2 separate regions of the Homo sapiens genome follow, and region 2 is linked to region 1. Evidence: chromatin loops called from intact Hi-C (ENCODE). Cell type or tissue: OCI-LY7. All regions are shown on one strand. Each heading gives the region's core, and the rest is flanking DNA. Links, peaks and the distances in the headings are about the cores only.

The links. Hi-C counts contacts between places; a loop is a spot of excess contacts. Peaks named below come from ENCODE experiments on the same cell type or tissue, not always from the same donor. Only the 100,000 strongest peaks of a DNase experiment are listed, where the experiment ranks them.
Region 2: a loop joins it to region 1, with 7 times the contacts of the local background. A loop is called at or near these places in 9 of 110 quality-filtered maps.

Annotation. Positions count from the first base shown.
Region 1 is chr22:24,234,407-24,250,850 of GRCh38, reverse strand. It overlaps GGT5 (gamma-glutamyltransferase 5), which reads left to right and starts at 5,769. Exons shown (of 12, transcript NM_004121.5): 1 at 5,769-6,298. The coding sequence starts at 6,126. It also overlaps the pseudogene GGTLC4P. RefSeq lists enhancers at 2,078-3,066, 4,209-4,764, 5,877-6,432, 6,433-6,988, 7,423-7,472 and silencers at 3,166-3,235, 2,976-3,270. In OCI-LY7, for the core only: a CTCF peak has its summit at 7,864 (motif pointing left); DNase peaks (open chromatin) are centred at 6,640, 7,570 and 7,920; H3K4me3 peaks cover 1,282 bases; H3K27ac peaks cover 1,381 bases.
Region 2 is chr22:23,976,219-23,992,662 of GRCh38, reverse strand. It overlaps a transcript of DDT not described here, the pseudogene GSTT2 and a transcript of GSTT4 not described here. Among named protein-coding and RNA genes, the nearest start is that of DDT, 10 kb to the right of the region's middle. In OCI-LY7, for the core only: a CTCF peak has its summit at 8,079 (motif pointing left); a DNase peak (open chromatin) is centred at 8,072.

The DNA of each region.
Region 1 (16,444 bases), core at 4,724-12,723:
ATCGCCCAGGCTGGATTCCAGTGGCCTGATCTCAGCTCACCGCAAGCTCCGCCTACCGGGTTCACGCCATTCTCCTGCCTCAGCCTCTGGAGTAGTTGGGACTGCAGGCGCCCGCCACCACACCCGGCTAATGTTTTGTATTTTTAGTAGAGACGGGGTTTCACCGTGTTAGCCAGGATGATCTCCATCTCCTGACGTCGTGATCCCCCTCCCAAAGTGCTGGGATTACAGGCGTGAGCCACCGCGCCCGGTGTTGAAACTCCCTTGAGGCATTTTCTTCGGCCTTCGGGTCCATCCTCTGTCTCCTCCTTGACCTCCTCATCTCCTCCTCGCCACTGCCTTGGGGACCTTGGCCAGGCTCATGGCATCCAGCAGCCACTCAATGTCAATACCTCCATGTTCATCTCTCAGCCCGCCCTTGCCCGTGAACCCATGCTTATTTATTTATTTTTTTATACGTGCACCCATGCTCTTCAGGTCTGATGAAGTATCCAGAATCAAGCTCCTGACCATCCCCAAACCTGCCCTTTCTGCAGGGTTTACCTCGCTAGTCGGCACCATCCTTGATTCTTCTCTTTCTCCCACCCAGGCCATCATCTCTTGCCTGGTTGATACCCACAGCCTCCCCTTTGGGCTTTATCCTTATCCCCGTCATAGCTGCCAGAGGGACCCTGTGAAAACACTCCCCAGCCTGCTCATTCCTCTGCCCTAAGCCTGCATGGCACAGAGCAAAAGCCAGTTGTTATGGGACCTAGGAGGTCTTGTGGGATGGGCCCCAGCCTGCATCTTCATCCTCTTCTCCCCACCCCACTCCATTCACTCTTTGCCTATCGCTCACCAGCCTATACCACCTGCCTCAGGGCCTTTGCACTGACCATTTAGGCCACATTCCAGGCTCTTTTCACACGTTGCCTCCTCTGAGAAGCCCTCCCTGACCACTCTGCCCATACCTCATGCCTCTTGATTCCCCTTACCTGGCTTGTGGTTTCAGCACTTTCCCTGTGTGTGTTTGTTTTTCTTGGCATGAGGGCAGGACCTAAGTGTCTGTTCCCTGTTGATTCCCCAGTGCCAGGCATGCAGTGCAAACTCTAGAAATATTTTTTGCATGAAGGAATGAGTGATTGAATGCAGCAAGGGTCTGGAGGCTGAGGACCAGGCAGACAGACATTCAGAGTTGCTGGAACGCGACAGAGACAGGGAGTCAGACTGGTCTTGCAAGATCCTGGGCCTGCCCTTGGGTCCTGGGGAGCCACGGAAGGTTGTGGGTGCCAGAGGGTTGTGATCAGAGCCACAGTCAGGGGCCTTTTGAGACCTGTGCCCCCTCCCCACCCTCCCTCCCCACCTCCTCAGGCCAGCTCTGGGGTCTCGGCAGGTGGTCCGCAACATGACCTCTGAGTTCTTCGCTGCCCAGCTCCGGGCCCAGATCTCTGACGACACCACTCACCCGATCTCCTACTACAAGCCCGAGTTCTACACGCCAGTTGATGGGGGCACTGCTCACCTGTCTGTCGTCGCAGAAGACGGCAGTGCTGTGTCCACCACCAGCACCATCAACCTCTAGTAGGGGCTGCTGGGCCGCCTGGGTGGGAAAGGGCCAGGGGCGGGTGGCCCAGGGACTGCCCACTTATCCAGTAAGGTGGCTCCGTCACCTCTTTTCCTGGTGGGAAACTGAGGCCCAACCTTGGTAGCTTATCCTGGGCCTCTCAGTGAGTATGTTTGAGCCTCAGTGGGTGGATAGGGACCAGGCTGGGCCAGGCAAGGTCGGGCACTGTCTGACCTGGCTGGGCGGTAGCTTTGGCTCCAAGGTCCGCTCCCCGGTCAGCGGGATCCTGTTCAATGATGAAATGGACGACTTCAGCTCTCCCAACATCACCAACGAGTTTGGGGTGCCCCCTCACCTGCCAATTTCATCCAGCCAGGTATGGGGTGGAGGTCCGGGGGTGGGGGACTGGGGTGGAGAGGGGCGGGTGTCCTGGGCAGGCAGCTGACGGGCATCCCTGTCTTCTCCCATCGGCCATAGGGAAGCAGCCGCTCTCGTCCATGTGCCCGACGATCATGGTGGGCCAGGACGGCCAGGTCCGGATGGTTGTGGGAGCTGCTGGGGGCACACAGATCACCACAGCCACTGCACTGATATGTGTCACAGCTTTTCTCCCTGGCCGTGCCCACCCTGCACAGCCCCCAAGCCACGCTGATCACACTCCCATGCCCCAGGCCATCATCTACAACCTCTGGTTCGGCTATGACGTGAAGCGGGCCGTGGAGGAGCCCCGGCTGCACAACCAGCTTCTGCCCAACGTCACGACAGTGGAGAGAAACATTGACCAGGTGGGCCGGGGGTTGGAGAAACTGAGTCACGGTGTGGGGCCCCAGGGCATCCTGGGCTGGAGGCCTGGATCATCACAGAGTGGACAATGGTTGGTGTCCTCTCTCTAGTGCCTGGGCCATCTGGAGCCCCTGTGACATGAAGGCCAAACCCCCTGCTCCAGTGAGACCCAGCAGGCCCCAACCTGCTCTTCCTGATGACCTGGCCCGAAATGGCACCACCTGGGCTGAGGCCTGTGACCACACAGATGTGGTTCAGGTGGCATCTGGAGCCTTGCTCAGGCTTCCCCTCTCCTCCCACCCCCAGGCAGTGACTGCAGCCCTGGAGACCCGGCACCATCACACCCAGATCGCATCCACTTTCATCGCTGTGGTGCAAGCCATCGTCCACACGGCTGGTGGCTGGGCAGCTGCCTCGGACTCCAGGAAAGGCGGGGAGCCTGCTGGCTACTGAGTGCTCCAGGCGGACAAGGCTGACAAGCAATCTAGGGACAAGATACTCACTAGGACCAGGAAGGGGACTCTGGGGGACCGGCTTCCCCTGTGAGCAGCAGAGCAGCACAATAAATGAGGCACTGGAGAGGCGGGATTCGGAGATCTTCACGCTGCGGTCGCTGGAACTAGCCTCAGCATCTTCAGCATGGGGAAAGCCAGGCACGTGGCTGGGGGCCAGGGGAAGGTCCATGCCAAGCCCTGCCCCTTCCCACCCTGATCCCTCAGACTTGGGGCCAGGCCCTCCCTTCCCTGGGCTGGGCAGCAACACCACCTAGGACCAGCCACCAGAGGGTGCAGCGACCCCGGCCCTTTCTTAGGCAGAGAGTGGCCAGCTGATGCCGGGAACCCGGGTGCCTTCTCAGACCCGTAGGCGTCCAGCTCACCCTGCCGAGGACATGGGAGGTGAAGCTGAGGTCTGAGGAGTGGGGATTGGGCAAGAGGCTGGAGGAAAACATCTCAGTCAGAGCCAAGCCCCTGGGGGGTTTCCAAGTTTAAGCCCAGAGTGAAACCCAAGCTTGTGATCCTCTCCAGAGGGAGGCCTGGTTCTCAGGGAACAGCAAACTGGAAGAGGTCCCCAGATCCCAGGGATCAGGGCTTGGACCAGCCGGGGATGCAGCCCAGAGGGAGTGGGTTTGGAAGGGAACAACTAGACACAGCAGCCTTCACCATCAGCAGCCCCTCCAGGCCTCCCTCGGGGCCTGCTCCCTCCTCCAGGCACAGTTCCAACACCTGGGGCAGGATTCTGGGAAAGGCTGGTGGAGATAGGCTGGTGAGGGGTGGTGGTCACAGCCCAGCACCAGGGGCACTCTGGATATCACCAGGGGCACTCTGGCCAGGGCCCAGGTGAGGCCAGGTCGGGGCTATCCTTCAGGAGCCCCGAAAACCTGGTGATACCAAAGGGCCCACAAACAGGGTTTTGTGCCTGCAGAGTAGAGTACCACCGGTTCTGAGCCCTGGAGGGCTGTGTCTCTGGGGCTCCCAGTTGAGTGATGTACGAGTCACTCCTCAATCCTTATTTTATTTATTTAATTTAAAAAATTATTTAAACAAATAGAGATGGGGTCTCACTATGTTGACCAGGCTGGACTTAAACTCCTGACTTCAAGCAGTCCCCCCATCTCAGTCTCCCAAAGTGCTAGGATTACAGGGGTGAGCCACTGCACCCGGCCTCAATCCTTATTTCGGCCTGAGAGGAAAGGCCGTGGCCCCATTTGCAGGGGAGAAGACTGAAGCTGGAGGGGCAGGCCTTGCTCTGGGTTGCACAGCAGGAAGAGAAGTGGGAGCTGGCCACGAGGCTTCCTGGACCCGACACGCTGGTGGGGTACACCCTGGTTCTCCAGGTCCCGTGGGGCTCAGCCCAGGACTACCTCGGGGGGTGAGGGACTTAAATCCTCTCCTTCATTCTCATCGCCCCTTCCCCCATCATTTCCTGAGGAAGGACATTCAGGGACCTTCCTGGCTGTGCCTCGGGTCAGGACCAGAATGACACCCATTCCTTTCCCTGGGCCTTTGCTCAGGCGGTCCCTGCACCCTGGCCTCTGCCTGACCAGGATGGTGGGGAGAGGAGGGGGGACGTCCCCCACGCTGCTGTCTCCACTGTTCCTGCTGCCCAGGCCTCTGAGCTTCCAGGACTGCAGCGGGTGGGTGGGTGGGCTGGCCTAAGCCCAGGAATGCACTTCAGCTCCTGGTTGAGCAATGTCACTGAGGCTTGGGAGTCGGGTGGGGGCGGGAGGAGGCATCCACAGGCCCCCCACCGCGAGAGGCAGCCGTGGGAACAGCCTGCCTCTAAACAATCATTCCAGTCCAGGCTGACCAGGGGCTCTGGCTGGACATAGGGGCCTGGCAGGCTGTGTGGCCTGTAAGGACACAGTCTGTCTCTGTGCCTCAGTTTCTCTGCTGCCCAGATGGGGGGGCCCGGCTTCCAGGTGTAGACATCTGGAGCAGGCAGTGTTCAGCTGGGGAGGAAGCGGGGAGGACTGTGGGGGCCACGTGGGAAGAAGTCCAGCCCACATCACCTGCACCCCTGCTGAGCCTGGTCAACAGAGCCCCTCAGTGGGTCCTCACTCTCCTGGCTGCCTCCCATTTAGGCACCCTGAGGCCTGGGGAGAACAGAGCCAGGCCAGTGTCCCTAGAGAGGCTGCGCTGCCAGCACAGTAATAGCGGATTTGGATTCAGGGAAGCAGACCCGCAGCTAGGGTGGGAAAGAGCTACAGGCAGGGCGTGGCCTCCACACAGCCTCCCTCCCTGGAGGTCCATGCTGCATTTCCAGGACAGCAAGTCCTGGACAAATGGTCCCGGATGCCAAGGGCTAGAGGCATGGTCTGTCTGCATTCCCCACATGGGCGTCTTGTAGTCACCAGCATTTGATGCTGTCAAGTCCCCCTGTCCTCTGTGCAGACTGGGAAGCCCTTGGCCACCCTGGGGAGTTGTGGGACCCAGGCCAGGCTGCAGAAGCATAAGGACTTGAACCCAAGTTTTAAGTGACACCACCTTGTGTCCCCCTCCCTCTGCCTCTGTTCAGCTCCACCTTGATGCTGACTAGGCTGGGCCATGAGGAGAGGGTTAGGGGATAGAGATGGGAGCTGGGGAGCAGGGCTCCACTCTGGGAGGGGGGCAGCCTTGCCGGATCCAGGGGAGAGAGTTGAGCGGCCCCAGCTCTGCTTTCCCAGAGCTGCCGGGAACCCGGGGAATGGTGTGGAGGTTCCAGGGAGCCCTGCCCCTACCTGGCAACCGCAGTGCAGCAGGCACCAAGTTCTCCTGCACATTGCGACAGTGTGACCCTGGGCTCTGGCGGGCGGTAGGTGGGGCCTTTGGACCTACTAGCAGTGAGGGAGTTAACACAGCAGCTGACTCCTCTAGGCAAGGAAAACTCCCCTCAGACGCTTTGCTGCCTGGCCTCCTGCCAGCAACAAGCAGGAGCTGAAAACCAGAAGTTGAGGCGTGAGTTTGGCCACTCCGTAGTGTGCACTTGGTGAGGGCAGCAGCTCGCCACAGCTGCCAGCCATCTGTCCATTCACCCATCTGTCCATCTGGCAGCCCGCTGTTCAGACCTGTCTGTCTGTCCGCCCATCTGTAAGCCCATCTCTGTCCCATTGTCTATCTGACCATCTTTCTCTTACTGTCCTCTTTGTCTAGCTATCTGGCCTATCTGTCGATCCATCTTCGTGTCTGTCTTCAGCCCCCACCTGTTTGTCCATCTGTCCAATTACCTGTGACTCTGTGCATCTTCTTGTCCATTCATCTGCCCACCCATCCGTCCCTCCGTCTGCCCACCAGCCGCCCCTCTCCTCCTGGGCTGCAGAGCCATGGCCCGGGGCTACGGGGCCACGGTCAGCCTAGTCCTGCTGGGTCTGGGGCTGGCGCTGGCTGTCATTGTGCTGGCTGTGGTCCTCTCTCGACACCAGGCCCCATGTGGCCCCCAGGCCTTTGCCCACGCTGCTGTTGCCGCCGACTCCAAGGTCTGCTCGGATATTGGACGGTGAGTGAGACGTGGGAGGAAGCTGGGTGGCCCTTGGCAGCCAGCCCCTCCTGGAGAAGGCGTGTGTGTGTGTGTGTGTGTGAGTGAATGTATGTGTGGGTGTGTGTGTGAGTGTCTGGGTATGTGTGATTGCATGCATGTGTGGGTGTGTGTGAGTGTATGTGAGTGTGAGTGTGGGGAGTGTGGGTGTGTGTGAATGTGTGTGATTGTGTGTGGGTATGTGTATGTGTGGGTGGGTGTGTGTGTGTGTGTGTGTGCACGTGCACTGGCCCAGGAAGCAGGAGCCGTGTGTGTGTGGGCTTCAGCACCTGCAGGTCTTGGGCGCAAGGAGGCAGCCTCAGGGCCCTTGCACAGAACAGGTGGCAGGGTGTGCTCGTGGGGCAGATGGGGACTTGGGGACAATGGTGGTGTGTGAGTCCACGCCTGGCTCCAGGATTCAGGAGGCCCATTTGCATATCCCAGGTGGGAACCTGTCTGGCCCCGCCTGACCCTGCTGGCCGGTGCAGGCCCCTTCAGTGAGGCCAATTCTCCAAGGCTGCGGTCTTCTCCCAGGGTCATGGGTGAAGGGGTTTGGAGGCTCCCTGCGTGGGTACTGGCCTGCTGGGGTACACACAATGCTGCCATAGCCAGTCTGCCCCAACACCCAGCCTGGGGCCACATCTCGGGTCTCTCAGTCCTGAGGAGCCCGGTGCCCCACCCCTCACATCCTCTCTCCCTGAGTCAGGGCCTGGGTCTCGTGAGCTGAGTGACTGATACTTGGTGTCCTGGATGAGGGCGTGGTGGAGAGGGGCCACAGCGGGTGTTTCCTGACCCTCTTCCAGGAAGCCCAGCCCAAGGGAGGCCTCCGCTGCTGCTGCTGCAGAGGACACATACAGGATGCCCCTTCCTGCTCCCTGCCTCCCACTGGGCCCACAAAAGCCAGGGCAAGCCTCCCCTCCCTGCCAGCCACCTGGTCTGCTTCCCAGAAGTTCTGTCTTGCAGGCTGTTGGGAGGATCCCAGTGCTTTGTAAATTAAAGCAAGGGAGGAGTGGCTGCTCTCTCTCTCTGTTCATTCATTCACCTTTTCATTCATTCCTTCTTCCCTCCATTCCCCCATCTGTCCATCCTTCCCTGCCCTGATTTCTCATGCCACCCCCCGCCCCTCCTGACCTGGTCCTTTGGTTTCTCTTCAGGTCTTTCTGTCTCCTCCCACAGGGCTGAGAATGGCAGCTCAGGGACAAGTCGGGGCTGGGGACTGCTTAGTCTCCCCAGTGGCTCTCAGGGGATTTGAGGGATTGACGCCAGCCGCCACCCCAGGCTGTGCCCCTCCTCTGCTCAGGAGGACATTCAGGATGCGACACCCACTTAAACTCGAAGTTGCAAAGATGCAAATGAGACTGGAGTCTCAGGCACCAGAGACCACCCGTGGGCATGTGGCCTTTGGGAGTGGGGACCTGCTGCCACAAATTTCTAGGTGGAGTCTGGACCTGCTGGGTCTCCCTGAGTGACTGTCTGGGGGTCTCCATAGCGTGCCCTGCTGTGTGCGTGACGGTCACTGGTTGGGTAGGGGTCTCTACTCTAAAGCTCCCTCTGCTGGCATCCCCTCAAACTGTCCCTTGAAGAGAGAGGATGTGGTTTGCCCCAGTGTTTTGTCAAACAACTCTCTCCACTTCCTGTCTTAAGAAGCTGGGAGTGGAAGAGAGCCTGGGGCTGGCCCCAGCTGCTGCTGCGGAACAGGGGTCATTGGACACTGGGACCCTGGCCGGACTGGCTGGGGGGCCTCAGGAAGAGGCCTGCTGCAGCGTCATCCTGGCCAAGATCCCTCCTTGCAGAGGCCCCTGGCCACACTGCCACAGGGTCTGCTGGGGCCACCAGAAGCCCATGCTCCTGACTCCATCATCTCTCCCCTCTGTGCTCACCTCTCACCAGGAGGCCCTCCCAGAGTCCAGTCTCCTGCTCTTTTTTCTGTTTTGTTTTTGAGATGCTGTTTCGCTCTGTCACCAGGCTGGAGTGCAGTGGCATGATCTCGGCTCGCTGCAACCTCTGCCTCCTTGGTTCAAATGATTCTCCTGCCTCAGCCTCCTGAGTAGCTGGGACTACAGGTGCTAGCCACCACGCCCAGCTAATTTTTGTATTTTTAGTAGAGATGGGGTTTCACCATGTTAGCCAGGATGGTCTCCAACTCTAGACCTCGTGCTTTGCCCACCTCCGCCTCCCAAAGTGCTGGGATTACAGGAGTGAGTCACGGCACCCAGCCCCATCTCCTACTCTTTCAGCACTAGGTTTTATTCTTGGGATTCTGCTACAGCCGGAGCCCCTGGGTGCAAGCTCCTAAGCTTTCTGTGAGTGTGGACCCAGCACCGTGCCTAGTAGACATACAAAAGGAGCATGGTGACAGTGAGGTCTGTTATCTCCAGCATAATGACTGTTTTGATCCTTGTAAAAAAGGTGATTTTTGGCTGGGTGTGGTGGCTCACACCTGTGATCCCAGCACTTTGGGAGGCTGAGGCGGGTGGATCATTTAAGGTCAGGAGTTGGAGACCAGCCTGGGCAACATGGTGAAACCACGTCTCTACTAAAAATACAAAAATTAGCTGGGCATGGTAGCGGGTGCCTGTAATCCCAGCTACTTGGGAGGCTGAGACAGGAGAATCACTTGAACCCAGGAGGCAAAGGTTGCAGTAAGCCAAGATTGCACCACTGCACTCCAGCCTGGGTGACAGAGCAAGACTTGGTCTCAGGAAAAAAAAAAAAAGAAAGAAAGAAAAGTTTATATTTTTGTTCTAATGGTTATCTTAATATCTTCATTCTATAATTATATGTTTTATATAATTATAATAGCTATATAAGATATAATACCCCTAGTATGTTGTTTTTTGGATATTCTACTCGTTCCTGATGGTTAATTTATGTGTCAACTTGGCTAAGCTCTGGTGCCCCGTTGTTTGGTCAAATACTTGTCAATATCTTGCTGGGAGGTTATTTCATAGATGTGATTAACACTGACAGTCAGTTGACTTTAGGTAAAACAGATTACCCACCATAATATGGGTGGGCCACCTCCAATCAGTTGAAGGCCGTAAGAACAAAAACTGAGGTTTCCCAGAGAAGCAGGAATTCTGCTTCAACACTATAACACACAAACCCTGCCTGAGTTTCTGGCCTGCTGACTGCTCTACAGATGTTAGGTTCCAGACTTCGAGATCAACTCTTACCTGAATTTATAGCCTGCTGGCTTGCCCTACAGATTTTAAACTTGCCAGTCCCCAAAATCATGTGAGCCAATTCCTAAATAAATCTCTATGTATAACCTATTGGTTTAGTTTCTCTAAAAAAACTTCTATATCCAGTTTCCTGGATGTTAAGTAATACTGAAACTAGCTAGTAACCTCGTGTTTTTTTTTTTTTTTTTTTTTGAGATGGAGTTTTGTTCTTGTTGCACAGGCTGGAGTACAATAGCACGATCTTGGCTCACCGCAACCTCCACCTCCTGGGTTCAAGCGATTCTCCTGCCTCAGCCTCCTGAGTAGCTGGGATTACAGGCATGCGCCACCACACCTGGCTAATTTTGTATTTTTGGTAGAGACAGGGTTTCTCCATGTGGGTCAGGCTGGTCTCAAACTCCCGACCTCAGGTGATCTGCCCGCTTTGGCCTCCCAAAGTGCTGGGATTACAGGCATGAACTACTGCACCCGTCTCCTAGTAATTTCTTCTTTTCCATGATGTGTCTCTTATCTCTAATAATACTTTTCTTCTTAAAGTCTACTTCATTAAAAATAGTTATGCTGGGCATGGTGGCTCATGCCTGTAATTGGCACTTTGGGAGGTCAAGGTGAGTGGGTCGCTGAAGCCCAGGAGTTCAAGACCAGCCTGGGCAACATGGTGAGACAAAAAGTACAAAAATTAGCTGGGTGTGGCTAATATAATTCTAAGTTGGCACACTTGTAGTCCCAGCTACTTGGGAGGCTGAGCGGGGAGAATCGCATGATGCTAGAAGGGAGAGATTGCTGTGAGCCAAGATCACGTCGCTGCACTCCGGCCTGGGAGACAGAGTGAGGCTCTATCTCAAAAAAAAAAAAAAAGTTATACAGCTTTCTTGGTTAGTGCATGCATGATATATTTTTCATTATTTTCCACCTTTCTGTATCCTTACATAAAAGGCATTGGGTTTTACTTTATTTCCAATTACTTTAATTTTTATTGATTGTCCTTTTAAAAGTAGGTGATGATTTATTTGGGTTGAAACCCACCACCAACTTGTTTTCCATGCCTATTCTGTTTCTTCTTATCTCCTTTCACATCTTGTTTTGCATTTATTATTTTTATTATTCAATTTCCTTTTTCTCTATTAGTTTCCTAACTGTGCAGTCTTGGGGTTATTTTAAAAGATGACAGTAGATTATTTTAGAGCTTACAACATGCATCCTTCACTTATCAAAGTCTAACATGAGCTAGTACTTTTTTTTGTTTATTTGTTTTTTCTTGAGATAGAGGGAGTCTTGCTCTGCTGCCCAGGCTGGAGTGCAGTGGAGCAATCTTGGTTCACTGCAACCTCCACCTCTTGGGTTCAAGCAATTCTCCTGTCTCAGTCTCCTGAGTAGCTGGGACCACTGGTGTGCACCACTATGCCCGGCTAATTTTTGTATTCTTTTTTAGTAGAGACAGGGTTTCACCATGTTGGCCAGGCTGGTCTTGAACTCCTCACCTTAAGAGATCTGCTTACCTCGGCGTCCTAAAGTGTTGGGATTACAGGCGTGAGCCACCACGCCCAGCCTATGAGTTAGTACTTCTATCCTCTTCCTAGTCAGTAGAAGAACCTTGGAACAGGAACTAAATTTACCCCCAGTGACTTATATGCTAATATTTTTGTGTATTTTAAATATATGTGTGTGCATAGATGTATCTGTGTGTTTTTTGTGTTTTTATTCTTATTTATGTTGAGAGTGTAGAGCTATGTAAGAGTAAAGAGAATTGTGTAATGAAGCCCCGAGTATCCATTCAATTTCAACAACAATCTTATGGCCAAGCTCATTTCATGTATACTCTTTCCTGCTTCCCTCTACCCTACATTATTTCAGTGCAAATCCCAGATATATAACTTTACCCATACATATTTCAGTATGTTTTATTTTAAGCCCCACAAGATATCATTTTCTATACTACTATAATTTTATACCAATAACGTTCATTTAGATTTACCCACACGTTTACCTCTTCTGTTACCCTTTTTTTTTTGAGACAGAGTCTCGCTCTGTCGCCCAGGCTGGAGTGCAGTGGCACAATCTCGGCTCACTGCAAGCTCTGCCTCCTGGGTTCACGCCATTCTCCTGCTTCAGCCTCCCGAGTAGCTGGGACTACAGTCACCCGCCACCACGCCTGGCTAATTTTTTGTATTTTTTAGTAGAGACGGGTTTCACTGTGTTAGCCAGGATGGTCTCGATCTCCTAACCTCATGATACACCCGCCTCGGCCTCCCAAAGTGCTGGGATTACAGGCGTGAGCCACCACGCCTGGCCACCCTTTATTTTTATTTATAAAAATATCTTTGGGAAAAAATATCTTTGGGCACATGGTCAAGGATCTCCTGAGGACTGTGTCATGGGCTATATATATATTATATATATATATATATATTATATAATATATATTATATATATAATATATATAATATATATATATATAAAATATATAATATATATTATATATATTATATATATAATATATATAATATATATATATAAATATATATATATATATATAATATATTATATATATATAAATATATAATATATATTATATATATATATATATATTCCATATATATACACACACATATATATATATTCCACTTTCACTTTTTTTTTTTTTTTGAGACGGTGTCTTGCTCTGTCGCCCAGGCTGGAGTATAGTGGCGTGATCTCAGCTCACTGCAACTTCTGCCTCCCGGGTTCAAGTGATTCTCCTGTCTCAGCCACCTGAGTAGCTGGGATTCCAGGCATGAGCCACCACGCCTGGCTAATTTTTGTATTTTTTTTTTTTGAGATGGGGTCTCACTGTGTCGCCCAGGCTGAAGTGCAATGGCACGATATCTGCTCACTGCAACCTCCACCTCCCTGGTTCAAGCAGTTCCCCTGCCTCAGTCTCCCAAGTAGCTGGGATTACAACAGGCGCATGACACCATGCCCTGCTAATTTTTTTGTATTTGTAGTAGAGACAGAGTTTCACCATATTCGCCAGACTGGTCTCAAACTCCTGACCTCAAGCAATTTGCCTGCCTTGGCCTCCCAAAGTGCTGAGATTACAGGCGTGAGTCACCGCGCCTGGCCTTTTTTTTTTTTTTTTTTTGAGACGGAGCCTCACTCTGTCCCCCAGGCTGGGGTGTGGTGGGAAGATCTCGGCTTCCTGCAACCTCCACCTGCTGGGTTCAAATGTTTCTTGTGCCTCAGCCTCCCAAGTAGATGGGATTACAGGTGCCCACAACCACACCTGGCTAATTTTTGTATTTTTGGTAGAGATGGGGTTTTAACCACGTTGGCCAGGCTGGTCTCGAACTCCTGACCTCAGGTGACCTACCCACCTTGGCCTTCCAAAGTGATGGGATTACAGGCGTGAGCCACCACTCCCAGCCTCCATTTTTAATAGATGACAGTTCTTTGATAAAATTCTTATTTCTTTATATCCTTGAATATAGATACAAAGTACTTATTTTAAAGTACATGGTCTGCCAATTTCATAATCTGGAGATCCTATGGACCTTTTTAAAAGTTGTCTGTGCTTTCTCATGAGCTTTGTTCCTGCTGTCTTATTTCCTTGTTTGCTTGGTTGTTTTTAATTTGGCACTGGAGAGTATGTATAAAAATTGTTAGAGGCCGGGTGCGGTGGCTCACGCTTGTAATCCCAGCACTTTGGGAGGCCAAGGCAGGCAGATCACGAGGTCAGGAGTACAAGACCAGCCTGGCCAACACAGTGAAACCCTGTCTCTACTGAAAATACAAAAATTAGCTCTGCGTGATGGCTGGTGGCTGTAATCCCAGCTACTTGGGAGGCTGAGACAGGAGAATTGCTTGAACCCAGGAGGTGAAGGTTGCAGTGAGCCGAGATCGAGGCACTGCACTCCAGCCTGGACAACAGAGTGAGATGCTGTCTCAAATAAATAAATAAATAAATATAAAATAATTTGAGGCCTAGGGATCTGAAATTCTGGGATCTCCTTTATGCATTTGAGTGACTGAGATGATTTGAAGCTGGATCCAGTGCTCCTGAGGGCTGCTCTATTTCTAGTTGACTCCTAGAGTAAGAAACCTGCACCCCACGTGTGGGGCATTATGGCATCCCCTCCCTCAGCACATGAGTAGGTCAACAGCACTGCTCTAGACCAGGTGTGGTGGCTCACGCCTATAGTCCCAGCTACTCAGGAGACTGAGGCAGGAGGATTGCTTCAGGCCAAGAATTTGAGACCAGCCAGAGCAATATATTAGGTTGGTACAAAAGTAATTGCGGTTTTTGCCATTAAAAGTAATGGTGACCCTGTCTCAGAAAAATAAAAAGCAAAAAAAAAAAAAAAAAGAGAGAAAAGAAAAAAAGAATCCCTGATCTATTTCTCAGCCTCCTCTTCAGGATTGGCCGTCACCTTGAGGGGAATGCTGGCCTTGCCTGTCTCCAGCCCTGTACTTCTCTGCCTCCTATGCCTTTAAGCACATGTTTTCTATTTGCTGGGCTTTTCTAGTTCTCTGAGGGAAGTGTGGTCTGAATTACAGTCTCCCATTACCAGGAAGTCTGATTTACGTTTAACAGATTTTTTTTTTTTTTTTGAGATGGAGTCTCTCTCCGTTGCCCAGGCTGGAGTGCAGTGGTACAACCTTGGCTCACTGCAAGCTCCGACTTCCAGGTTCACACCATTCTCCTGCCTCAGCCTCCTGAGTAGCTGGGACTACAGGCACCCGCCACCATGCCCAGCTAATTTTTTGTATTTTTAATAGAGATGGGGTTTCACCGTGTTAGCCAGGATGGTCTCAATCTCCTGACCTCATGATCTGCCTGCCTGGGCCTCCCAAAGTGCTGGGATTACAGGCATGAGCCACCGCGCCCGGCCTTAACAGATTATTTTTTTAAAATGTAAGGGAGCAAGGCCAACGCTGGGGCCTGGGTAGGAGGCCATTGCAATAACCCAGCTGAGAGAGGTTGGTGGCTTGGACCAGTGTGGTGGAGATGGAGGTAGAACCTGCATCCAGAGTCACTGGTGGGTTGGATGTGGGGAAGGAAGAAAGTGACCAATCCAGGATGGCTCCAGGGTGTAGGCGCTGAGCAAAAGGGGGAGTGGTTGTGTCAATTTCTAAGACAACGAGGACTAGGAGAGGAGCCATTTCGCAGGGACGGTTGGAAGGAAAATCAAAAGTACAGTTTAGGTCATGGTATGTTTGAAATGTTTCTTAGACACCCAGAGTGGGTACCTTGTGCATAGCTGGGTATAAGTGTCTCGAGTGTAGGGAGAGGACTGGCGGAGTTAAAGTCGGGGAGTTACCATCACACAGGTTGCATCTCATGCCATGAGCCTGGATGGACTCACCCAGGGAGAAGATATAGATGCACAAGGACCATGGACCAAGCCTGGGGCCCCCAACATCAGGAGACCAGGGAGGTGGGACGAAAACCAAAGCCTGGCAGGGTGGGCGAGGTGGGTGCAGGGACCTGGCCCATTCCCTCTTGGGGCTTTGGTTTCCCCATCTGTAACCATTTACCCCATTTTGCCCTGGAAGCCAAGACAACTGACTAGGCTGGAAGCAGACAGGTTGGGGAAGCAAGGGTGCACTCCATTTAGTTAGGAAGTGAGGCCTTTGTCTGGGATGGGAGTTTAAAGTGTTTTTTCCCCCAGTTTGTCATTTGGCTTTGTTTATGGTGTTTTATTCTTATAAAAATTAGTGTTTATGCCTGACTTGTTTATTTCATTTTCTGGCTTTGTGCTCTCTTTCCTGTTCCAAGATTACATGTGTCCCTGTGGTGCCCATGTGTGCCACGTGTGGGCCCAGAGAGGGACATGTGGCTCAGGAGCTGGGGTGGGTTTGTGTCCAGATGGACATGCTAGGTCAGGACAGACACCTGAGCCAAAGGAGGGTGCTAGGGCCAGAGGTCCCACGGGGTGGGTGCAGGGACCCAGGTCCATTCCCTCTTTGGGCCTTGGTTTCCCCATCTGCAACTGGGGCTTAAATGCTGGCTTCTGGCCGGGCACAGTGGCTCACGCCTGTAATCCCAGCACTTTGGGAGGCCGAGGTGAGCAGATCATCTGATGTCGGGAGTTTGAGACCAGCCTGACCAACATGGAGAAACCTCGTCTCTACTAAAAATACAAAATTAGTCAGGCGTGGTGGTGCATGCCTGTAATCCCAGCTACTCGGCAGGCTGAAGCAGGAGAATCGCTTGAATCCGGGAGGCGAGGTTGCAATGAGCCAAGATAGTGTCATTGCACTCCAGCCTGGGCAAGAAGATTGAAACTCTGTCTCAAAAAAAAAAAAAAAAAAAAAAAAAAGCTGGCTTCTTGAGGTGCTGGGGAGGAAGGATTCCTGGGTGTTAGGGAAGAGGTTGACCTCAGTGAGCTGTGCAGGCCTGTGCCCCAGGGACAGGGATCATCATAATGTAGGCCAGGCTGACCAGCCCTCAGTGCTAAAGGGCCCACCTCTTGCTGCCCATGGACAGATGGGGAGGGGTAGGCCAGAGCATTTATTTTCTTTCTTTCTTTTCTTTTCTTTTTTTTTCTTTTTTGAGGCAGTCTTGCTTTGTTGCCCAGGCTGGAGTGCAGTGGCATGATTTCAGCTCACTGCAACCTCTGCCTGCTGGGTTCAAGCAATTCTCCTGCCTCAGCCTCCTGCGTAGCTGGGATTACAGGTGCCCGCCATCACATTCAGCTAATTTTTGTATTTTTAGTAGAGACGGGGTTTCACCATGTTGGCCAAGCTGGTCTTGAACTCCTGACCTCAAGTGATCTATCCGCCTCGGCCTCCCAAAGTGCAGGGATTATAGGCATGAGCCACCACACCCAGCCTAGGCCAGAGAATTTCCATAGGCTCAGAGTCCCAAGAGAAGTTTTGGGGTCCATCAGCTCAAGCCCTATGCCCTGCTGGCAGGGAAGGATCCTGGGATCACCTGCCAAAGGCCAGCCTTGAAGTAGTTGTG
Region 2 (16,444 bases), core at 4,951-12,950, 260 kb after region 1:
TTTGAACTCCTTGGACAGGACTGGCTATAAATGAAAATGTGGGGACCCTTATTTTTAACTTGTTAAGAATGTTAAGATGGCAACAGCAAAGCTTTAAACCAAGTGCATGGCCCTTCTGCGTTGTAGGCCCACAAGGCCGACACTGCTATTCACATCCTTGTATGGTCCCCTCCCCTTGAGTGTGGCTGGGGCCTGTGCTCTACTGCTTGGAAGCAAGGCTTATCCCTAAGCCTTATTTTCGGGAAGGTGGATTTGAGAGCTACTATCCCACATCCTTGCTTGGTGCCCTGTGAATAAATCTTTTCTCTTTTGCAAAACTCGTGTCATGGTGATTAATTTACTGTGCAATGCCAGGCACTGTTGGAAACCTCTGGATAGGCCTCACAGGGCCTCAGCCATCTCGGGGAGGCGTTAGCTAGAGTGTAACAAATATGACCCCAGCAACTGGGGAGGGACAGCTCATTCCTTCATGAGGTGTGGGGCTGGCAGCCCCGCAGGCAGTCAGCCACCCTTCCTCTCTGGCCTCCGTCCTGGGCACTGGGCCCAGGCACTGGGCAAGGAGGCTGCTGCACCTCCTTTCTCCTCTTCCTTTTTTTTTTTTTTTTTTTTTGAGACGGAGTATGGCTCTGTCGCCCAGGCTGGAGTGCAGTGGCGTGAGCTCGGCTCACTGCAAGCTCCGCCTCCCGGGTTCACGCCATTCTCCTGCCCCAGCCTCCCGAGTAGCTGGGACTACAGGCGCCCGCCACCCCGCCCGGCTAATTTTTTGTATTTTTAGTAGAGACGGGTTTCACCGTTTTAGCCAGTATGGTCTCGATCTCCTGACCTCGTGATCCACCCCCCTCGGTCTCCCAAAGTGCTGGGATTACAGGCGTGAGCCACCGCGCCCAGCCTCTCCTCTTCCCTTTTAGTGGGAAATATACCTGCAGCCTAGATTCCCAGAAAGGGGTGGTGAGAGAGCAGACACGCCACTGATTGACCCAAAGTTCTAGGAGCCAAGGGATGAGTGAAGAGGGCGTGGCCGGACTCGGGGCTCCTGGTGAGGTGCACCGCTGCAGGCTCGGTGACCCAGCAGTTCCTGCCCATCCCTCACCTACCCCCAGCCGTTCCTGTCCGCCGCCCCCAACCAGCCATTCCTGCCCGCAGTTCCTGTTCCCGGGCCTGTCCCCGGGTTTGTCCCCAGGGCCCGTCCCCTGGGTTTAGGTCTGCCCTCCGACGCCCCACCCCATTGCCCCCGCCATGGGTCTGCTGTCCCAGCCCTGCCGTTCAGTCTACATCTTCGCCAAGAATGGCATCCCCTTCGAGCTTCGCACAGTGGAGCTGACCAAAGCTGGGCTGGGCAGGCAGGCCCAGGGGATATTGGCCACGAATCCCTGCCTGTCCCCGCTGCTTTGCAGTCGGGCCAAGAATGCAGACTAACACGAAGAATCAGACTCTCCGGTGTGGAAACTATTACATAATTATCTATGTTATTATTTTTACTTTTTGGAGACAGCATCTAACTCTGTCACTCAGGCTGGAGTGCAGTGGCACAATCATGGCTCACTGCAGCCTTGACCTTCCAGGCTTAAGCGATCCTCCCGCCTCAGCCCCTCAAGTAGCTGGGACTACAGGTGCCCACCGACATGCCTGGCCAATTTATTATTATTATTATTATTATTGAGAGGAGGTCTTGCTGTGTTTCCGAGGCTGGCCTAGAACTCCTGGGCTCAAGTGATCCTCTTGCCTTGGCCTCCCAAAGTGTTGGGATTACAGGCATGAGCCGCCATGCCCCACTGGTTGTCTATTTTAATAGAGGCTTGATCTTTGCTTGTGAATACAAAACATTCTTCAAAATACAGGTTTAGAGAGGGCACAGCAGGCACAGAACGAGGGTAGGGAAATGGAGTGGGGCAAGAATATCTTCACCCCATGTGCTTGGAAAAAACAAACTGCCTCGTTGTTTCCTAAGTAAAATAGTCCCTGTCTACCCCTGCCTGTGTCTCTTCCACTTTTTTATTGTTTGTTTGTTTATTTATTTATTTATTTATTTATTTATTTATTACAGTGTCTCAATCTGCAGCCCAGGCTAGAGGGCAGTGGCATGATCCCGGCTCACTGCAGCCTTGACCTCTCAGGATCAAGTGATCCTCCCAACTTACTCCTCCTAAGTAGAATAGTTGGGACTACAGGCACGTCCCCGTGCCCAGCTACTTTTTTTTTTTTTTTTTTTGGTGTGTGTAGACGCGTGATTTTGCCATGTAGACCAGGCTGACCTTGAGCTCCTGAGCTCAAGTGATCCTCCTGCCTCCTCCTTCTAAAGTGTTGAGATCACAGACATGCACCACCATGTCTGGCCCTGGGTCTCTTCCACTTTTATGTATTTCTTGGCATTCTTCTGCCTTTTCTTTTTCCTGCATCTGACTTGCTCTATCCCATGGGGCTTCTCACCCAGCTGAAGGGGCTACTCCTAGAGGCTAGAGGCTGGAGGGCCCTGTGGCAGGGCAGTGGGGGAGGCCAGCACCCTCACCCTGAGCTCCAGCGTTTGCTGGTCTGGCTGGCATACAGAGATGCAGCTGGAGCACAATTCAGTGGAGGAGGCAGGGCTATAACTAAGCAGTAGGGCAGAGAGCAGAGCCAGAGCCCCCTGGGCAGGCCAGAGGGAGGACCCTGCTCAGCTGACTCTTCCCAACTGCTGCCCTTGGTACAACCAGCTTGAGTCACCTGCTACAGAACAGGGGCTGGACACAGAAGCAGTCTGTGGAGGGAGAATGGGCAGGGGTGTGCATGTCCATTCAGTAGAAGGGCAAAGAGGCCCACATGTAGGCCTATGATCAGACTGGAGCCTGGCTTGACTGAGGTCCTCTGATCCAAACACCAGGCACCTAATGCGGCCTCTAGCACTGGCCTAGAATGCTAAAGTGAGTCAGACCTGGGAACCCCCAGTGGGGAGGGAGCCTTGAGAGTTTGGCATAAGAAAGGAAGAAGAGCTGAGCCACCGGGGGCTGAGTGGCTGAATGGGGCAGGGATTCCCAGCAAGAATGAGGTTGGTCTGAGGGTTGGGAACATGTTTGGCTGGGACTCTGGGGTATTGACAGGTCACCCAGCCTGGCCAGTAGGGCCTAAGTCCCCAGCTGGGATAGGAAGCTGAATCAGAGGGGGCAAGCCTAGAGCCCAGGGAGGAGGCTGGAGGGGTCTGACCTATGGATGGAACTGGCTGGGGGTGGGGTGTGAATTACAGCTCCAGGGAATTGTCCTTGAGCCATGCTTCAAGGAGCTGGACACAGGAAAGATGGCCCTCTGATGGGGTCAAGGTCTGTGACCCAGTGACTAGCAGAGAGGCTTCCTCTTCCCTGATGCCTCCCAGATAGGGGCCTCAGAAAGCTGCTGCTGGGATTTTGGGGTGGGGGTGGGCAGAGACCTCAGAGAACTCTGGGTTATCCCCACTCACCTCTCTGATCTCTCCTGCAGGCCAGCAGCACAGCGATGCCTTTGCCCAGGTGAACCCCCTGAGGAAGGTGCCGGGCCTTGAAGGATGGGGACTTCACCTTGGCTGAGAGGTAACCGGTCCGTGGGCTGCTGCCGGGCCTTGTGGGGCCAGTCGGCTGTCTGTTCACTGTTGATGGCTTGGATCATGGACTGTGGGCCCTGCACCAGCCCCAGGGTGAAGAATGGGTGGAGGCAGGCAGTGGTACCCAGTGTTGACAAGGGTTATAGAAGTCCCCTCCTGCATTGTACAAGTGAGGAAACTGAGGCTGGAGGAGGGGAGGGACTTGCACAAGGCCAGAGGGCCCAGTCTGCTTCCGGGCCTCCTCACCGCCAGCCTTCCCCTCCGAAAAAAGGAGAGTGCTAAGTTTCGAGGAGCGGCTGTACCAGGCATCTTAGTGCTACCATTTTGCCCACAAATCCTGTGGGGCAAGTGCTGTTTCCCTGGAGAGTCGAGGGACCACTCAGCGAGCTTCAGTGGCTATTTGCTAAACATCCACCAGGGCCAGACCCCATTTAAGCCCTGGGGCTTGAGCAGTGAACGTGTCTACGTCCTTCTCCTCATGGATCTCACATTCCATTAATAGAAGGGGGAGCTGACAGTAACCCATGTAAACATGGAACATATCGGATGTTGATGGATGCCATGGAAAAAATAAACAGGGTAAGATTGGGGGTGTGTGAGTAGGATGTTGAGGGAAGACTCCCTGGAGGAAGTGGCATCTGAGCAGAGAGCTGTAGGAATGTGCAAGGCATGAGGAGAAGGGTGTTCTGGCTGGAGGGAAGAGTGATGGCGAAGGCTCCAGGTGGGACAATGCATGGGGTTCAGACTGGAGAGCAACGGGCCAGGGTGGGTGTAGTGAGCAGGAAGAGCAGGAGGTCACGACAGAGGGGAGCATGGGACACTGGGAAGGCTTTGGCTCTTACCGCAGGGGGATTGAGTCGCTGGAGTATTTTGAGCAGAGAACTGTGATCTGACTTACGTCATAAAGGATCCCCCTGGCAGGGGTGAGAAAGCCACTGCAGTCATCTGGCATGCAGCGCTGGAGCCCCAGACCAAGGTGGTGGTGGTGCAGGGTTGGTGGGGTGATGGTCGGTTCTGACTTTTCTTGAAACTCTAACTGCAGGGTGTGCTGAAGGGTTGGAGGTGGGTGGGAAAAATGAAAGCCAAAACCAGCCTCCAGGTTGGTGGCCGCATGGTGGCGTCCTTTACCGAGGCCACATAGTGCCTCCTTGGTGGAGCTGGATTCACATTCAGAGCCTGGGATCACTGGATGGTCCAACACCCATAGAGGCATGATGAGCTCTGGGGGTCAGACTGCACAACCCTTCACCATAGGTGAACAGGAGATGGGACGGGGTGGGGAGCAATGCTGCCATGTCACCTGGAAGGCTCTCTCCCTGCTGGCCTTGCTCCTGGCCCTGTCCATGCTTTGGATATGTTGGGGAGATACCCAACTTGCTCTCATTCTTCAGACTCACACTGGGTGCCCCTTCCTCCTGGAAGCCTTCCCTGAGCCCCTGCTGAAGTTCATGACATTTTGTTTCTTCCTTGCTGCCATTAGTTGAGATGATAATCTGGCCCCGTGTAGGGCTGTGTGACCCTGGGCAGTTACCTAACCTCTCTGAGCCTCACATCCCTCCTCTGCATCATGGGGATAGTGAAAATGCCCCAGAAAATGGCTGAAGAGTGTTCAGGGCATGTCTTCTGCCCCTGCCATGTCCCCCCAGTGTGGCTAGCTTGCTCTATATGAGCTGCATGTACAAAGCACCTGACCACTGGTACCTCCAGGACCTGCAGGCCCGCGCCCATGGGGATCAGTACCTGTCATGGCAGCACATGGCCCTGCAGAGTAGCTGCTGCTGGGCCATGTGGCAGAAGGTGAGCCATGGAGGGCAGGGACACCTCCCGGGATGCCCAAGGGATGCTGCTTTCACTTTACAAAATCCTGTTTAGACCTGAGACCAAATCCTGGAATGCCAGAGACTGCCTAATTCACCCAACTTGTTTCATAGGAGGGAAACCAAGGACCAGAGCCAAGGAAGGATTCCCCTAATGTGCCTTAATTCCACAGCTACCACCTGCACACTTACACTCACACACTGTTCGACACACAGCCACGCACACTCACACACACATCCACCCACGTCCACCCACAGTCACACGATGTATCACATTCACACATATACACCCACACACACAATCATAACATTTACACACAGTCACACAGTTAACTCCTGTACACACATATACACCCACACAATCACATAATTCACTCATATTCAACAGTCACACAACTCACTCACATTGACACACATACACACCAACCCCACACACAATTCACATACATACACACACATATACACCCACATACACAACCACACCATTCACTGACATTAATACAAAGTCATCACACAGTTCAGTCACACACACACACACACCTCACACACACAGGCACACAATTCACACCAACAAAATCACACAGTTCACTCACACACATACACCCACATACACAAATTCACACTGCTCAGTCACATTTACACACCATTCAAATTCACACACATATACACCTACTTACACACAGTTCACTCACACCACACACATATACACCCACATACACACAGTTCACTCACATCACACACATATACACCCACATACACACAGTTCACACACATCACACACATATACACCCACACATAAACAAAGTTACACAATTCACTCACGTTCACACACACAGTTCACTGACATTCACACACGTACACACGCACCACACACAGGCAATTCAGTCACATGGCCGAAAGCCATTCCTCACCTTGCTATGGTTCCCTTCCCAGTGTCACCTTAGCCTTTGGCCCTCAGCGTCCCCTTCCCATGCCTGGACTGCTGGAGAGCCCTGAACACACCCCATCTTCATGCCTCCAGCACTAGCCCAAGCCCTTCCCTCTGCCAAGAGCACTAAGTGCAACTCAAGATCACTTCTAGGGACCCTTCCCTGCCCCTCCTCCTGCCAGGTGACCTAAGGATCCTGCTGGTCCCGCTTGACAATGATGCACAGCATGGTTAGTTCAGCTGAGGTCGCTCTCCCAGACTTACTGCCACCTACACAGCACGGGGACTGACTGTTTAACTTTATTCTTTATTTCGTGTACTTTATTGGAGTGTCTGTTGAAAGCAAAACCATCCAATAAGGAACAATCCCAAGGCAGCCAGCATGGATCAAGAAGGCATAGGCTGTGGCCGCCATCCCCAGTGCCTGATGGGGAGAGGGGGTGGTAATGGAAAAGGCCCAGGAAAGCAGGCCAGAGTGTCCCCCAAAGTATGAGAAATCACTGGAAGAGAGAGCCAGAATGGGACCTAAGACAGAAGCCATCACCAGGCACCCTTAAGGCAGGACAGTTGCAATGGTTACTTGGAATACTTCCGGCTAGGAGTGGTGTTACAGGAAGTCAGTGACCCCAAACAGAGGGACCGGCTGAAGCCATGACAGAAGAACGTGGAGTGTGAAGATTTTATGGACATTTATTAGTTCCCCAAATTAATACTATTATAGTTTCTTATGCCTGTCTTTACTGCAATCTCTAAACATAAATTGTAAAGATTTCATGGACACTTATCACTTCCCCAATCAACACCCTTATGATTTCCTATACCTGTCTTTAATCTCTTAATCCTGTCAGCTGAGGAAGATGTATGTCGCCTCAGGACCCTTTAATAATTGCATTAACTGCACAAATTGTACAGGATGTGTGTTTGAGCAATATGAAATCTGAGCACCTTGAAAAAAGAAGAGGATAACAGCAATTGTTCAGGGAATAAGAGAGATAACCTTAAACTCTGACCACCGGTGAGCCGGGCAGAACACAGCCATATTTCTCTTCTTTCAAAAGCAAATGGGAGAAATATCGCTGAATTCTTTTTCTCAGCATGGAATGTCCCTGAGAAAGAGAATACGCACCTGGAGGTATCGGCTTATAAACAGCCCCCCGGGCGTGGCCTCTCTCTTATGGTCGAGACTGCAGAGGTGAGATAGACTCCAGTCTCCCATAGTGCTCCCAGGCTTATTAGGAAGAGGAAATTCCCGCCTAATAAATTTTGGTGAGACCGGTTGGTCTCAAAACCCTGTCTCCTGATAAGATGTTATCAATGACAATGGTGCCCGAAACTTCATTAGCAATTTTAATTTTGCCTCGGTCCTGTGATCCTGTGATCTCGCCCTGCCTCCACTTGCCTTGTGATATTCTATTACCCTGTTAAGTACTTGATGTCTGTCACTCACACCTATTTGCACACTCCCTCCCCTTTTGAAAATCCCTAATAAAAACTTGCTGGTTTTTGTGGCTTGTGGGGCATCACAGATCCTACCAACGTGTGACGTCTCCCCCGGATGCACAGCTTTACAATTTCTCTCTTTTGTACTCTGTCCCTTTATTTCTCAAGCCGGCCGACACTTAGGAAAAATAGGAAACAATCTACGTGATTATTGGGGCAGGTCCCCCAATAGAGTGGCACATGGTGGGCACAGGTCAGGCATGGGAAATAGGCCCCAAAGCCACAAGACATGTGGGCAGGTAGCGCAGTGTGTGTCTGGAACATCCTGTTTATTGGTCAGCAGTGACATCTACTGTCACATTTGAGAACTGCATCCACAGCCACATGGCCTCCTGTGAAGACCTCAGGGCAAACTGGGGAAACCTGCCCTTCTTGGAAGGTGATGCTAGGGGGGATGAGCAACACCTTTCTTGGAGGTTTGAATTCTTCAGGGCCCCTCCAGCATCTTGGTCTTCCTAATTCCTCCCTTGATCCCCCAGCCCTAGGGGTGGTAGCTTCTTGCAGTGTTTACCTCCGTGTTAATCTGGATTCTCTCTGTCTTCGGAGTTCTCTAATGCCTGGTTACCAATTCTTTATATCAAGTTCTCTCCGTTAAAATCATTGTGGTGGGGTCCATCCCATGGATATACATGGAGGTCTGTGTGACAATGTATAATCTTACTATTTGCAGTTATTACAAAACTGTCCTAGAAGACATGAATGCTTGTTAAAAGAAATCTTTTAAGTTTCCTAGACTTCAAAGACCGTTGCTATGCCCTGTGAAACATCGCCTATATCCTTTAACAGTTTGCAATTCGAATTGGTTACTTACTTAACATTTTGTTGCCCTGGTGATACAATTATGTTGACTCGTTATTGTGAGGTTACTTTGTTATTAACCATGATGAGGATTACTAGCACATACTTTTACTCCATATGTATAACACAACAATGTAGTAAAACCAATAACTCTTGGTTCTCTATTCAAAGTGTTTGGAATCTTTATTCTGTTTAAAACACTGATGACATTTGCCAATTTTTGAGTGTTCTTCATGTTACTGATTTGTAGGAGCTCTTTATATATTGCAGATTTAGTCTCTTACTGGTTATGTATGCTGCACCTGAGGAGTAGCAGCACTGCCAAGGACACTGAGTGTCTTGTCTGTGCAGAGCTTCACATGAAGCTGGAGAGAAGGGACTGGGGCAAGAGGGAAAGATAAAAAGGGGCAAGTAAGTAACAGAATGAATCCTTGTTGCTAATCTCCTGGCCCCCATCCCAGACCCTTCAGGGGATCCTGGCGATTCGAAGCAGCATAGCCTGATAGGCCTCTGGTGAGGGTGTTGGGAGGGTTTTCTTGGCCGCCTGTTCCAGGATGCTCAAGATGATGCTGTGGGCCTCCTGGCATAGCTCAGCACCCAGGAAAGCCTCCACTCATCCACGCCATGCTGCCAGTCGTGGCCGTCCCTCAAACAGTTCATAGCCGAGAGCCACCGGCTGTAGGGACAAGGATGAAAAAGTTGTGGGCATACAACTTTCCCAGTTGTCACTGCCGACCCGAATGCTGGAACCATGGGCAGAAGTATCAGAGACATGGTCCATTCCCCAGCCCCTAAGTGAATGGACCACAGGGGCCCAGGCAGTATGTTCAGCCTTAGAGCCCAAGAGCAGCCAGGGTGAGACCCCACACCCAGGCAGGAGGCAGAAGTTCAGGGTTCTGGCCCCAGATCATCCAGAGACTTGCTCTATGATTCTGGGCAAAGTTCTGGCTTTCTCCAGGCCTCAGTGTTTCTGTCTGCCTCATGGGTGTGACACGAAGAGGGACACTGCCCACAGGCTGAGCTCACACCTGCATCAGCTCCTCCAGGGCCATGAGATCAGCCAGTGTCACCTGCTGGCCAGCGAGGAAGGGCCTGTCCCCCAGGAACTTGTCCTCCAGCCATTGCAGGGCCTGGTCCATGGCAGTCCTGTTGCGTTCCACCTTCTCCTCGGGCACCTGGACCCCAATGAGTGGCCCCAACATCTGATGGGGGCAGAGAGTGGGTCAGTCTATGGCCCCGGCCTACTGCCAACTACTCCCTGATGGCCAATCACTCTCCAGATGGCTCTCCTCACCTGGACCCACAGGGGTATACCAAAGGTGCCACGGATGCAGTCGGCATGCCAGCCCAGGTACTCATGAACACGGGCACGAGCCTGCAGGTCAGATGGATACCAGTGGTCCGGCGTCTGGTACTTACAGCTCAGGTAAATCAGGATGGCCGAGCTGGGAACAAATGGGCAGTGGCTATAAGGACACTGGCACCAGGCATTTACCCCTAACTGCTCCCATCTGCCAGTGGGGCCCGGGGGCTTCTCTGCATTTGAAGGACTGCCCTCCAGCCTCGCCCTCCATCTCCAGCTCCCCAACACCACCCCCTCCTCCTACGAGTCTCCTCCTGTCTTTGTTGCCTTGGGCACCGACTCTTGGCTGGACCTTCTGCTTTGCATTTTGAGAACCTCATCTCTGTGATATGCCAGCAGCCGCCCTGTGAGGTAGACACTCCTGTTAGCCTTTTAGCACAAGAGAAAACTCAAGGTCAGAATGGTCAAGTGACTTGTCCGAGGCGGTGCAGCTCAGAATAGGCTCCCTGGACCCCTGGAACCCTGCATGGGGCTGGCACACAGTGGATGCTCCGTGGAGTCCCTTGCATGTCCACGCGCTTGGGTCAGGGATCACGAGGGGAGGAATGTCTTTGGCCCCCGTCTGACAGGCCCCCAGCCATCACCTCTGCAGCCACCTGACCTCTTGTCCTTTTCCTGCCCAGCAGCTGGACCTCACCATGAGCTGTGCCCTTGGGCCATGGCATTGGCCTCTAGGCCCGGCCTGGGTAGATTGGGTAGTCTGCGACAAGTCACTAGAGGCTCTTTTCAGCTAGCATTTGTTGAACAAATGCGCAACAGTGGAAAAATGTTCCCTTGTCTTCTCTTCTAATACCCTTCAGTCTGGGAGTGGAGAGGCCCTGCGGCTCAGAAAAGGCTGAAGATGAGAGGTGGGGGGACATGTTCTGTCAGCCCCTGCTCATCCCGGACACACCCCAAGCTGTACCTTCTCCCCAGATACCTCTCCTTTCTTTCTTTCCTTTTTTTTTGAGACGGAGTCTCCCTCTGTCGCCCAGGCTGGAGTGGGCTCCCTCTGTCACCCAGGCTGGAGTGCAGTGGCGCGACCTCTGCTCATTGCAAGCTCCGCCTCCTGAGTTCACGCCATTCTCCTGCCTCAGCCTCCCCAGTAGCTGGGACTACAGGCGGCCGCCACCACGCCCTGCTAATGTTTTGTATTTTTAGTAGAGACAGGGTTTCACCGTGTTAGCCAGGATGGTCTCGATCTCCTGACCTCGTGATCCGCCCACCTCGGCCTCCCAAAGTGCTGGGATTACAGGCGTAAACCACCGCGCCCGGCCTTTTTGAGACGGAGTCTAGCTCTGTCGCCCAGGCTGGAGTGCAGTGGCGCGATCTCAGCACACTGCAAGCTCCGCCTCCTGGGTTCACACCATTCTCCTGCCTCAGCCTCCAGAGTAGCTGGGACTACAGACGCCCGCCACCACGCCCGGTTAATTTTTTTTTCCATTTTTAGTAGAGACGGTGTTTCACGGTGTTAGCCAGGATGGTCTCGGTCTCCTGACCTCGTGATCCGCCCGCCTTGGCCTCCCGAAGTGCCGGGATGACAGGCGTGAGCCACCGCGCCCGGCCAGATCCCTCGCCTTTCCCCTCCCTCGCTGCCCCATGGGGTATGGGAGGGCCATTGGGGCCCGGGGCCAGTGGGGAGAGCCAAGGTCACATGGGCTCCGGATGCGGTGAGGGGTGAGGGAAGGAGGGCATCTTTCGGTCAAGATGAAATCACCATCCTTGAGCGTCGGCAGTTTCCCCAGGCTGTTGATCTGCAAGAACTCCTTGCTCTTGTGCTGCCCTGAAGAAGAAGAAGTCAGAAAAGGTCTTCAGAGTAAAAACGCTGCACCTCTACACCCTCCCTCCTCCTCCCCAAGCGGAGCCCCACAGCCCTGAGAAACAGCAAGGTCTGGGACTAGAGGCCTGGATCAGCCTCACTCCCTGGCTGGGCCTCCCTGCCCTGCCACATTCCGGGGCAGCTGGGGGGTTTTGGTGGGTGGGGCCAGGTGCAGCAGGTGGATAAAGAGAAGTTTTCTAGCCGGACTCTGGTGGGCCAGGGGAGGGGAGGCAAACTGGGGTGGCTCATCTCTTCCCATCTCTTAATTCTCACAACAGTATGTCCTTCTTCCCGAGGTCTTCTGGGCTTTGTGAATTTATATGCGTGCATTCCACGCAAGAACTCTGTCAACTCCATTCAGTATTTTCTTTCCATCCCTACAGAGCAGAAGGTAACATTATCCTCCTTTTCAGAAGGCAAGCTAAGGTTCAGAGAGGCTGTGATCCCTTCAAGGCCACTCAGTCCACAGCATTCTCTGGTGGCAGACGCTGCAGGAGGAGGTGAGGGGGCTGTGCGGGCGGCGAGACGCTCAGGGCAGAGCAGGGCGGGGGCCTGGGGGTGCACTGGGTTTGTGGACACGCGGGGAAACGGGCTGGGCCCACCTTTGACCAAATCCACGGTGCGCAGCTCTAAGGGGATGCCATTCTTCTTGGCGAAGATGTAGACGGCGCGGCTGGGCTGGGACACCAGGTCAAGAAACAGCTCTAGGCCCATGGCGGGGGCGGCAAGGACAGCGGGGATGGCAGTGAAGGCGCTGAGCGCGGTGTGGGCAGCAGCTGTGGCAGGATCCCGGCGCGCCGGGAAATAGGGGATCAGGCCCCACCCCCTGGGGACAGCACCCAATTGGAGCGCACCACCCCCGGACCCGCCTCGCCCCTTCGGTTCCTGTCCAGTCCTGCCGGCCAAGACTCCACCACCAGATCCGTGCGTCCCTACAGGGAGGGCGGTCGCTATGAACGCACAGCTGGGAGGGTGGAGTTGGAGCTGGGGACCCTCGACTGGCAGGGAGGACGCGGATGCAGGGGGCCGACTGCAAGGGGAAGGGGAACCGGCTGGACAGGGAGAAGCAGGTCTGCTTTTCGGGATCCCGGTGCCAGGGACCCTGCCCAGTTCCAGGCGTCGCCCTGACCCAGAAACGACTGGGCGCCGCCGTCCTGGAAAGGCCCCAGCGCACGGACATCTGAGGGTTCGTTCAGAGCTCTGTTTCTCGGCGCTGCATGGTGGCGGAAGGGAGGGAGCGAATGGGATCCCCTAAAAGGGATCTTAGAGTTTCACCCAGTGGGATGTGACACTTGCAGGTGTCCCAAACTGGTGGGAACCTTGACTGGAAGGCTGGGGTTAAGGATGAACTTTCTGCCGTCCAGACTGTCCCCTGCAGAGCAGCTGCTGCCAGACAGCGGGAGCTGCCAGACAGCGGGAGCTCCCACTTCGTGCACAGGATGGGGGCAGGGAGCCCGCAGCCGCGGGAGGCAGGAATGACTGTCCGGGAACCTCCTTTCTTCTCCCTGAATCCCAGCCCTGGCATCTCACCAGGGGGCACAGTGATGGTCCAGGGCTGGGCCCGGGACTCTAGCTGAATCTTTCAGAGTATCCCATCCCTCTGGCCAGTGGCCCAAGCGAGTGAACCAGAATGCTTCCTTGGGAGTTTTGAAACTGGAACTGGAGAGAGGAGCTCCCTATGGGGAGGTAAACGGGAGCTGGGGCCACCTGTAGTGACATTTCCTGAGTTCGAGGAGTAGACGAGACTGAGAGAGAAAAGCTGACTCAGAGAAAGGGAGTGATAACAGGGCATGCTGGCCCACACCTGCAATCCCAGTTACTCTCACGGGATCTGTTTCTCTGATGTCTGGGTATGAAAGGACTTTCTAAGCCTCAGAACAGTGGGAGAACTCAACAAAGAAAAAACCAATACATATACAAGGTTACTTTGTGGAGGAAAAAATGGATTAACCTTAAGCAAAAAACTGGGAAGGATCTCGGTAAAAGATACGTCAGAAGGAAGTAATGTCCTTTAAGATGTTCTTAGAAACCCATCAGACAGGTAGGGTGTGGTGGTTCACGCCTGTAATCCCTGTACTTTGGGAGGCAGAGATGGGCGGATCAGTTGAGGTCAGGAGTTTGAGACCAGCCTGGGCAACACGGTGAAGCCCCGTCTCTACTAAAAATACAAAAATTAGCTGGGTGCGGTGGCACACTCGGGAGGCTGAGACAGGAGAATCACTTGAACCTTGGAGGCAGAGGTTTCAGTGAGCTGAGATCATACCACTGCACTCCAGCCGGGCCACTGAGCGAGACTGTCTCAAAACAAACAAACGAACAAACAAAAAGAAGAGAAACTCATCAGACGAAGACACAGGAAAAAAATGAGCGAAGGAAATCAGCAGAGGTTTCATTGAAGGACAAAGAGAAATGGTCAATACATGGATGAAAACATGTTTAACTTCAGTAATAATCAAGGAAGCACACACCAACACAACATGCACATACTGTTTTTATTTATCAAAGGCACACATATTTTTGAAATGAGTACTCCTAATTAATATGTACAGAGCACTTACCCAGTGCCCAGCACAGGGGTGGCACCCTGTGTGTGAGACAGCATGAAACAGGTAGACACGCGCCCTGCTGAAAGTAAGGGACCGCCTCTCTGGAGGATCCATCGGGCAATAAGGAGGTTTCCACACCTTAACTGTGTCTGCCTTGACCTCTGGGGCCTGGGAGCAGAGCCCCCTCCAGCTGGTGGGGAAGGAAGCGTGGTGTGTTTGAGGACAGAATGGAGAGAAGTTGAGTAGAGCAAGTGTAGACTCTTCCTATCCAAAGTGTGGTCAATGGACTGGGAGTATCAGCATCACCAGGGAGCTTGTTGGAAATGCAGAGGCTCAGGCCCCACTCTGACCTTACTGATTGGGAGCATAAACTGTAACCAGATTCCAGGGAGGATTCATACACACATTCCCGTTTGATAAGTGGGGGGTAGTAGGAGGTGAGGTGAAAAGTGGGGAGGGGATGGCTACCGCACTGGAGAAGGCTGGCTTTGTGTTGAGGCCTTTCTCATGAGGGCAGTGGGGAGCCATGGAAGGCTTTATGCAAGAGAGGGTACGGGCAGATTGAGATTACAGAAGGATCCCACTGGTTGCCTTGTGTGAGGACCCAGGGAGAAGGGGGAGGCTGTCCCTGTTTGAGTAGGAGATGAGAGCTACTGGTGGCTATGAGTGGAAAGAAGTGAGCAGAGGTGAGCAGAAATCCCAAGGACTGGTGATGATAGGATGATGGTGGGAACCAGGATGGGCTTTGGGCAGACCCTGACCCCTCTCTCTGCCTGTCGGCCCACCAGATAATAATCCCTGTGTTCCTGGGCGAGTCAGTGCCACCCGAGATGTTGGCGGCCACTTTGGCTGAGCTGGACGGATGCCTGCAGCTGCTCGAGGACAAGTTCCTGCGGGACCAGGCCTTCCTTACTGGGCCCCGTATCTCTGTGGCTGGCTTGGTGGCAATCACGGAGCTGAGGCATGAGAGTGCCATGGGGTGCGGTGGCCCGCTGGGCAGTGGTGTATCCGGGAAGGGAGCTGACATCCCAGCTCATGTTGTCTTTTCTGGCTGTGGGACCCTGTGTGAGTCACTTCTCCTTCTGAGCCTCAGTGTCCTCATCTATAAAATGGGGCTTTACAAACCCCTCACCGCAGCTATATTAAGAGGCTTCCAAGTGTCCCCAGGGAGGGGGACATCCTAGCCCATCACACACATGGTGGAGGAGGGAAAATCCAATCAGAGAACCCCTAAAGCAGGTCATGCTGCCTTACACTTGGCTATGCCCAGCCCCTCCGCTGACTCTGTCTTCCCCTAGCCCATCAGTGCTGGCTGCTGAGTCTTTGAAAGCAGACCCACGGTGGCAGCATGGTGCCCAACACGTGGAGGCTGCAGTGCGGGAGGACTTCTTCCAGGAGGCCCTCCCAGCTGTCCTGAAGGCCAAGGACCTGCCTCCAGTAGAACCTGCTGTTAAAGAGAATCTGAAGACCTTAATGCAGCTTTTCTTGCTGTGAGTGCGTGTCCCACACTTGCTGAGCCACTGAGGGGATGCTGTGTTGGTAGAATAAAGACATGGAGCTGTCCGTCTCCTTGGTTGAAGAGAAGACATATCTGCAAAGGCTCTGGTCCACAGTTCCTCCAGATATCATGCCTGCATTCCTTTTGTCTCCTACCCCATTCCATTCTAGCTTCCATGTGACCTCTGAAAAGAGCTTGGGCAAACGCTTACTTGACCCTGACCTTCTGTGTGGAACTTTGTATGGTTCCTCACTGCCCAGAAGCTAAAGTACAAGTCATTGAACTTTGCATTCAAGGCCTTGCTCCCACTCCTCCAGGTGGCCCCTTCTGCCTGCACACTCCTAACCCCTCTCTGGGCTCCCACCTTGGCCTCTTGGCCTCCGCTCATGCTGTTCCCTCCTCATCTTCGCCTGGTGCCCTTCCTGGTCTTTTGGCATTTGGCACCCTGTCTCTTCTCCAGGGAGACTTCCCTGACCTCCCCAGCCCCAGTCCAGGTCAGGCGACCTCTCTGGGCTCCTCAGCCCCAGTGTTTCCTTGCGGGGGATACCCCCGGACTGAGCATGTATCATCGATGAGGGGTGACCTGGTGGAAAGATGTCTGAATCAGGATCAGCCTTGGTCTCCTCGGTCTCTCTCCTCACTGTGGGGC